2 separate regions of the Mus musculus genome follow, and region 1 is linked to region 2. Evidence: chromatin contacts called from ENCODE Hi-C data. All regions are on one chromosome and are shown on one strand. Each heading gives the region's core, a stretch centred on a gene start or an enhancer-like site at or near the end of the contact. The rest is flanking DNA. Distances are from core to core; before and after follow the strand shown.

Region 1 (4,146 bases), core at 434-2,933, 1.2 Mb after region 2:
TCTAGAGAACCCTGACTAATACAACCTTCTTGTCTCATGCACAGGTAAGACTAATCAAGTACAAGAACACCCAAATTCTTTCTACTGCCAGAAATTCGGTGTGGGTTAGGTTTTCCTCCAAACATATTTACATGTATTTTTTAAAAAGGGTATAGCAGCCATTCTTACATCCCTGTGCCTTTATCTGCTGTCATTGGTTAATTTGCCACAATTTCAGAAGCCACACTGCTTTTCAAGGGCAGATTAGATCGATTGCCTTTTTATCATTAAAATGCATTTAGTAAAATTGAATGATGTAGTTTATTTCTAACGTAAAAAAAATATCAACGCTCAATAAATTTTAAACATCCTGGTACTGGCCTGGCAAGATGGTTTAGTGGGTAAAGGTGCTTGTCACCCCGAGTTCAGCCCTTGAGACCCGAGCCTTCGAAGTACGACCTAGCTCCAAAAGTTGTCCTCTGAGCTTTACATGTGGGCACTCGAACACCTATGCACACATTAAAAAAAAATCATATTAAGACGGGTACTGAGATTACAGACTAATTGACTTGTTCTTAATTAACACCCTCCTCCCCCCCCCCGACCCCCCCCCCCCCATCCCCAGTGTCTCTGGTCAGTATCTTATCCTCTCCAAACACTAAAGCAGTAGTTTCCAAACCTGTGATGAGAATCCATAGGGGGAAGATGGGATGGGATGAAGGTGGCTTTATTTTTTTTTTTATTTTTTATTTTTGGTTTTTGAGACAGGGTTTCTCTGCGTAGCTCTGGCTGTCCTGGAACTCACTCTGTAGACTATGCTGGCCTTGAACTCAGAAATCTGCCTGCCTCTGCCTCCCAAGTGCTGGGATTAAAGGCATGCGCCACCACCGCCCGGCGAAGGTGACTTTTTAACCCTACAAGAGACTAAAGTTCTCCAGCTGAGTGTCATTTGCAGGTAGTGCTAAATAGAGACCCCGCTTATTTATTTTGGCCTTCCCAGACAGGAGTTTCTCTGTGTAGTATTTATTTATTTTGAGGCAGGGTTTCTATGCATAGTATGTATGTATTTATGTGCTTATTTATTTTGGTTTTTCAAGACATGGTTTCTCTGTGTAGCTCCGGCTGTACGAGAACTCGCTTTGTAGACCAGGCTAGCCTTGAACTCAGAGGAATCAGCCCGCTTCTACCTCCTGAGTGCTGGGATTAAAGGCGAGTGCTACCATCGCCGTGCTGGAATCCCCTTTAAGGAAACTACACAGAACTAGAAATCGGTCAAATTCCTTGAGTTTTACGCAGGCTATTTCATCTCTTTAAAGAGTGCTCCACCCACACCTCAGGTAAGGGCGCTTGCCCTTTGGGAGATGGACAGGACCATCAACCAATTAGCAGCTTGGATGAGATAGGACCGCCCCCCCAACACAAAACATAAACAAAACGCTTTCCGTCAGTAATAATAATGGACCTTAAAAAAAAGAAAACAAAAAACAAAAAAACCGTACACAATGCTTCGCGTTGAAGAGACCGGTCACTTTGGGACTGGAGTCTGAAACAGTCCCCGCCCATCCCAACACAGAGGCGGCAGCGCACACGCAGAACTGACTGCGCCCCCTCCTCACGCGTCACTTCCGCCTGGCGGTCTCCCACACGTCACTTCCGCCCTCTCCTCGCCGTGCCTCGGGTAAAGTTGAAGCAACTTCCTTTTCCTTTTCCCTACTTCCTCTCCGTGCCTCCGCCTCCGTGGAGCTCAGTCCCTCTCGCAGCGGATCCCAAGTGAATCCCTTGGAGTCCCTCTCGGGCCTTCGTGAAGAAGCGCTGGGAGCCGCGCGCTCCCTGCGGCGGGAGTTGCCAGAGCCCAGGTTTGCTCTGTCGTCTGCTGCTCCCGGGCCGTGAGCGGCGAGGACTCTCGGGTCCCATCTTCCCGGCCTGTAGTTAGCCACGCCGGAGCCAGCGGCCAGCGCTCTCCAGTCAAGCTGCGCTCTCTCCTCAGCTCCCGTCTCCTCTCTTTGCAGGCGAGGTCCAACCCAGATTGCTGCTTGCCATTGACGCCTCGTCCCGGAGTTTGGATCGGAAGCCGGCTGGATGTAGACCCCTGATGGCCGCGGTGCTCGCCATCTAGCATCCATTCCACCTCCTTGTGAGTTTCGGAACCAGAGTCAGGTAGGAAATACTGAAAGAGCATCCCGTCTGAACAGATAAAGAAACGGGGATTGTTGGCAGGTTCGGTCTCTAAAGGCAGCCCGGCTCCCCAAAGGAAGCGCTGGGGTGCTCACCTACGTCTGACATCTGGAGAACTAACTGCTCAGGGAGCGTTTACAAGGCTCTGCAAAGAGAACGCTTGCATTTCTGGGTGCTTAGTGTTCATCTGACATTATGCTAAGTTGTTTCTATAACTATGCCATCCATTTGTTGCAGTAAGTCTAGCAACATGTTGTTGTCCTTCGTTTAGGAAACCGAGATTCAGAGATAACTGACTTGTATAGGATTAATGACTTAGCTAATGTTTCCCACGTCTCTTGCCCCAAGTCTCCTAATACTTTAACCTTAACCTCTGTCATAAATAAACTCTCCTTCTTTTAGTTTTTTGTTTTTGGCATCTCAGGAAGTGAGAATCCTGAAATTTATTCATAGCTTCTCTATTATTTGAGTAGAATTTTATTTGTTATTAGCATCTTGTGTAGAAATTTATAATCCTGTCAATCCCATTCCTCAACAGTTCCCCTCCCCCTTCTCTCTTGATTTAGGGTTGATGGGTTTTGTCGTAGAATTATTTGATTTAGGTTAAAGAGTTGGCCTGAAAAAAATTACTAGTTTTTATATACAGGTACTTTATATTGTGGCATGTCTGCTTATCTTGATTCAGTTCATGTTTTCTATTTTTGTTTCTGTTTTTTCATTCAGAAAAATATAACTGTCATCTTATACCAAGATGTCAGGAATTGGAAATAAAAGAGCAGCTGGAGAGCCGGGCACATCTATGCCTCCAGAGAAGAAGACAGCTGTTGAAGATTCAGGGACCACCGTGGAAACAATTAAGTTAGGAGGTGTCTCTTCAACGGTACGAGAAAACGAGGCTGCAAAAGTGTGCTTGGCTTCTGTCAGTTGTTCCTGAAAGTAGAAATTTATGGAAGCTTCTTGAATTAAGAGATAAGCATTAGCAAAGAAGAGGGAAATAGATGAATTGATGTGGTGGTCAGTTCTTGAAGTGAGGTGTATTAATTTATGTTTGATCTGTATTTGCAAGCTGTGGTGTTTATTTTATTTTATTTTATTGAGAGTCTGACTACAGTAGTCTTTGCTATAGTTAATTGGCACTTTTCCCTTACTGAAAAATAGGTGCCGTGTTCTGAGAGGCACCCTAGCAAAGCCTTTGAGAGTGCTAGTGCTGAATGAGAGTCAGATCAGTGCCCGGGGTGTGTGTGTGTGTGCGTGCGTGTGTGTGCGCGCGTGTGTGTGCGCGCGTGCGTGCTCTCTGCCATATCTCTTGGCTGTATGGCCTGTATTATCTGTCCTGTGCCCGTTTGATTGTGAAATGAATCTGTAGTACCTGTGTGTGACATTGGGTTATGATGGAGGCAAAATGGGAGTCCTTGTAAAGAGCTCAAACGTTGTAAAAGCAATAGCATGCACTCATAAGAGTGAGCTGTTACTGGGCTAGATAATGTGGTAGACGAATTGTGTGTTTAATGGTTAGTAATACCTTTTAGACACGAGAAGCTTTGGTGGGGATGGGTTTCTGTATTTGGAACTTGGTCAAGGCACTGTAATGTGTAGACAATTTCCAGTTGTGTTTCTTGTGTATATTGAGGCTGAGGTTCAGAGAAGTTGATTTTATTTTTCAGTCAGAATAAGATCCTGCTTACTAAATGGATGAAGTGTCATTTAGGGAGATGGCCTGTCCATCTTGCTGCCAGAAGGTGGCTTTGTCTTAGCAGTGTTGATTTTGTGCATCCTAAATGCATTTATGCCAATATAAGTATTTGTTGAGTATGTCTTTTGCTGGTGCTGGTTGCTGTGCTTACAGCCCTTATACTCTAGTTTCCAGTGTGGTACTGACAAGAAAATAGGTTGATGAAAGGAAAGCAAAACACATATTCCAGCTTGGACGCTAGCCAGAGGGGAACAAGGAGCCCCGGAAGCTCCTGTGGGAGGGGAAAGAGAATCACGAGC
Region 2 (4,394 bases), core at 486-2,985:
ATTTGCCTGTGTCAATACTAGACCTGCAGAAAGACTGCTTGAGCTCAGGCACTTTGAGGAACCTGATCAATACAGCAAAATACCATCTCCATTTAAAAAAAAAAACTATTTCTAGAATCGGTGTGATTCTTATCCAAACATATTTTCTACTGTGGTTATGTATCTATAAGCCAAGGTACAGTTACCAGATTTTACCAGATTAAATAAGTAATTGCCCTGTCCATGCTTACCATACCCAGAGCTGTAAGCTGACAGTTGTTTCAAGCACACATGCATGTGTTAGTCAGCCTCAGGACCAACACCTACCAAACATACAAGCCTCACACACCCAGAAAGCCCCGGGACTCATCCCTTTTAATACAAAGCTGGTTTTTACCTATTAAGCAAGCATACTCTGTAAGTTTTTTCTTACAATTTTATCAGTAGTGTTTCCAGAGATAAAAGAAAACGGTTCACAAGAAAGAAAAATTGACCCTGTGACATCTTGCATTATCCTCTAGGCACTCTTTCACGTGTGATGATGGGTCGGTCGGTCTGTCTCTAGCAATCTACATCAGACCTCATTCTCAGTAAGTTGTGCCGTATCACTTCAAGTACACTCTCATCAGTCTGCTAGGAAAATTATGAGGGCTAATAACTTTTAAATCTCGACAATTATTTACAGAAACATACTGACAATTTTTTTCCCACTAGGAACTTGGTTAAAGTTCCATTAGATGCTGCTATTATTTCCATTTAAAGATTTTCGTAACACTGGAAGTCAAATAGCTCTACTAGACTAGACCACTTTTACAGCAGTAGATAGTACAAGGAAGCTAACTCCAGCCTCGGAGCCTGAGCTCTCACTGGACTTGATCACCTTTTTGGTAAGCTTGAAAACTCACATACACATACACATACACATACACATGCCTGCTGCAGGTCAGTCTTAATGCTAACCTGAGCGGAAGAAAGACTGCAACTTAAGCAGACTCCCAAGTAGTTTGCCCTGCGGCCAGCCCATTACCTTTCCTCCTTATTTCCAACTATTCCCGCTCTCCAAAAGAAAGGAAGAAATCAAGGAGAGAAAGTAAGCATTGCAGCAGTTGGCCTACGGTGATTCTCTCCAACCCTTCGCGTCTCCAAAGTTCCCCAAATTCGAGGGGGCAGAAAGAGAGGGTCCTCCGTCAAGGGGAGGGGGAGGAGGGCAGCGATCAGATCCGCCCGCCCGTTTTCGAGCTCGCACACCAAAAATGGAAACTCCGTTTGTCTTTTTTTTTTTTTTTCCCAAAGAAAAACCATGGTTCCTATACCTCAGTGGACGTCGAGTGGAGTCTCTGGCCCGACCCCCACACGCCGGCCTAACACCCGCCGAGCCTCCGAATCGGACCGCGGCCGCTTGAGGCGTTTCGGAAGCCCCTCGGCCGGCTCTCACGCTCGGGGTGGGGGGACAGCTAGGACCCCGGCCGCCCTACCCGCCGCCACAGTCCGTCCCTCCGCCTGGGCCTCGCGTGTCCGCGCCCCAGAAGAGCCGTGCAGGACAGACAGACGCCGCTCACCTGAGAGCCCGGACGGACCCGGAACGCGGAGACGCGGCGGAGAGCGAGCGACCGTCAAGCCCCGCAGGAGCACGCCGTGAACCGCCGGCCGCAGGCTTTCCGCTCGCTCCCAGAGCGTGTTTTCAAATCGCCTCGTCCTCACGCGGACGCGTCTCCTTCCGCCGCCCGGAAGTGGGGGCCCTCCCTCGCCGCGCTCACGTGACCGCAGGTCGCAATCGCGCGCAGCCGGAGGGCGGGTCCAGATTTGCACGCCACGCCCCCTCTAAGAGGGGCTGCGCCGGAAGCTGGAGGAAAGAGAGGAGGGTCTAGGGTCCAGCAAGCCGAGTCAGGTCTTCCAGCATCCTTGGCTTGGAGGATGTTGGCTGGTTACAGCTTGAAAGGCGGTCTTCTCCCCCCAAGGACTTCAGTTCTTCAAACCTGGAGCTAGAGAAAAGTATAAACTGAGCTTAATTGAGGAAGGAAAAAGTTTCGGACAGCAAAGATAGCATTTCTGGGAAGGGTAACCTGGACTAAAGGCAAATAGACAAATGCTAAGAGGTTACAAACTATACCTTGTGGCAGAGTCCCGGAAACCTAGGACAGGGTTTTCCCCAATTCAACATTTTCAGCATATAATTAACTTCTACTAATCAAAGTAAGTGGATTTAGAGAAATTTGAGACATTAAAATGCCTACAAAGAAGATGTGAAGAAAGAAATCTTGAAAACAAAACCATCTAAAGATTGACTTAGCCACATATAAGGAAAAGCATACAGATAGAGTGTCAGCCTAGAGTCAAATTTGTCTTTGCAGCTTCCTACATATAAGAACTAGAAAAGCCTAATACCTTATATTGAGGTTCAATATACGAAGTAGGGATAAAACGATAATAACTAAATTCAGGAGACCCAAGCATCAGAATTAAGGTCACACCTCCTCTGTGTTAATGAATAAAGAATAAAGCCAAAAAGCCACCACACAGACAACCTCCCCTCCCCCACCGCACCTGCCTTGGGAGTTGATGACATTATATGTAAAACTATAAAATAAAAAAAAAATTATAAAGGCTTATGCCACCTAGATATGCCCCCTAAACTCCAAAATGCTACCAGCTTATTCAGAACTTCTCCCTTCAGCTTTGCAATGTATATCTATCTCAGTATCAACAAGGACTAAAAGATAACTCTGCACATCCATTCTGAAATATTTTCCTACAACCTCTTCACCTTAAATAGCATCCCATCCTGCCAGTTACTCAAGCCAAACCTTAAAAGCTGGCATCTTTCTGAGACCATGTGGCTTCTAACCCAGGAGAAAAACCAGCTGGCTCTGACTTCCACTATTAATCACCATCTCCCTGGCTACCTTCAAGGTCCACATCACCCCGATCAGAGGAAAGAGCCGGGAACACATTTCTCTCCATCTTAGACCCCATACAGTCTAACATTTGCAGAGCAGTTCTCGGAATATTTTTTTATATATGGCAAAGCATGTCACTATAAAACTCTTCGGTGGTTCCCCATGTCACTTACCCCCCCAAATCTAGAGTCCTTCTGATGGCCTCAAATCCTACCATATTGGAACAGTCCTTTGCAGTCCTCTGAGCACTGTTTTGCTATGTTCCCTTTTCTCTCTGTTCCTGTGACCTTCACTTCTTTGCTCTCCTTAAATACAAGAGACGTGTACCCCTTTATCTTTCTAGTTAGACCTTTTCTTTATATTCCTATCTGCCTGAAGTACACAACCCAGTAAATCCACTGGACAAATTTCCCTCACTTGAATTTGCTCAAACATCTTCTACCTTCAAGGTATGCCTATCCTGGTGGCCTGAATTAAAAATCATAACATATTGTCCTACATATAGACATTTCCTTCCTCTGCTCAACATTTTTCTTTCTTAGGGTGTACCACCTTCTAATGTACTGTATAATTTACATACCGCTTACTACCTGTCCCCCTCACTCACCACTAAAATATATGTTTCATGTTGCACCTCTGTTTGGTTCAGTCTATATCCTAAATACCTAAAATAGTGTATGGAGCATAGTAGGCCCACAATAAATATCAACAAAACACATGCTATTTGGTAATGTTCAGCCATAGTTCTTTTGTTTCCTATTTTGGTGTAGAACAGAGATTATAGACTCAGAGAAAAGCAGGCCTGGTGGCTTTGTGTGTGGCTAATATAAATATTAATGGTGTGGGAAAAAAAAAAAGCAGTCACTTTCGAACAATGGGCAATATTTACCCTGAAGGAATGCAGAGCAAAATTAAACCCCCAGAAATGTTTATAAGAAATCTAGTCTTTAAATATGGGTAGTGTTCTTTGGATTTGAAGTTGGTCCCCAGCTAACCACACCATTGAGAGGTGATTGACGCTAACTCCATGGATGATTTAATTAGCTTACCATTGATAAGTTCAGACTGAATAAGCAATAAGAAGTAGTTTTGGTTAGAAGGAAAGGCTGGTGGGGGTGAAGCGCTCCTGGCCCTTTTGAGTATGCCTCTCTCTCTCTCTCTCTCTCTCTCTCTCTCTCTCTCTCCTTCTCGGCCACTTCAAAGTGAGCCTGTCTTTTCTAGGTGCCACAGGGCCAAACCAGCAAAGCCGGTTGGCCATGAAGTGAACCCTATGAAACCATGAACCAGAGTGAATCTTTCCTCTTTTAAATTGTTTATCTCAGGTGGTTTTTGTCAGAGCCATAAAAAGTGACTGACACAATTGCCAAACAGATAACATTCCCCCTGAGTTTTAAAACTGTGTGTGCCAACAAAACAGTTATGAACAGGCTGCTAGTTTATTGTCTCTACTCTAAAACATGAAAACTGTGAGCATAAAGACTGGACTTCTCAACTTGTAAGTGACAAATTCTACAATTA

What was found. A loop is a pair of places that touch in the nucleus more often than their neighbours do.
Region 1: a map of T-helper 17 cell shows a loop between it and region 2 (4-fold over the local background). The contact joins the promoter of Rnf20 here to the promoter of Tex10 in region 2. A Hi-C loop is called at or near these places in 2 of 37 maps with a recorded cell type or tissue (T-helper 17 cell and v-Abl transformed pro-B cells).

Annotation. Positions count from the first base shown.
Region 1 is chr4:49,630,377-49,634,522 of GRCm38, forward strand. Rnf20 (ring finger protein 20) reads left to right here and starts at 1,684. Exons shown (of 21, transcript NM_182999.2): 1 at 1,684-1,835; 2 at 1,989-2,136; 3 at 2,878-3,034. The coding sequence starts at 2,906. It overlaps Gm45952 (predicted gene, 45952), which reads right to left and starts at 1,576. Exons shown (of 2, transcript NR_168526.1): 1 at 1,479-1,576; 2 at 282-487.
Region 2 is chr4:48,471,728-48,476,121 of GRCm38, forward strand. It overlaps Tex10 (testis expressed gene 10), which reads right to left and starts at 1,736. Exons shown (of 15, transcript NM_001355740.1): 1 at 1,539-1,736.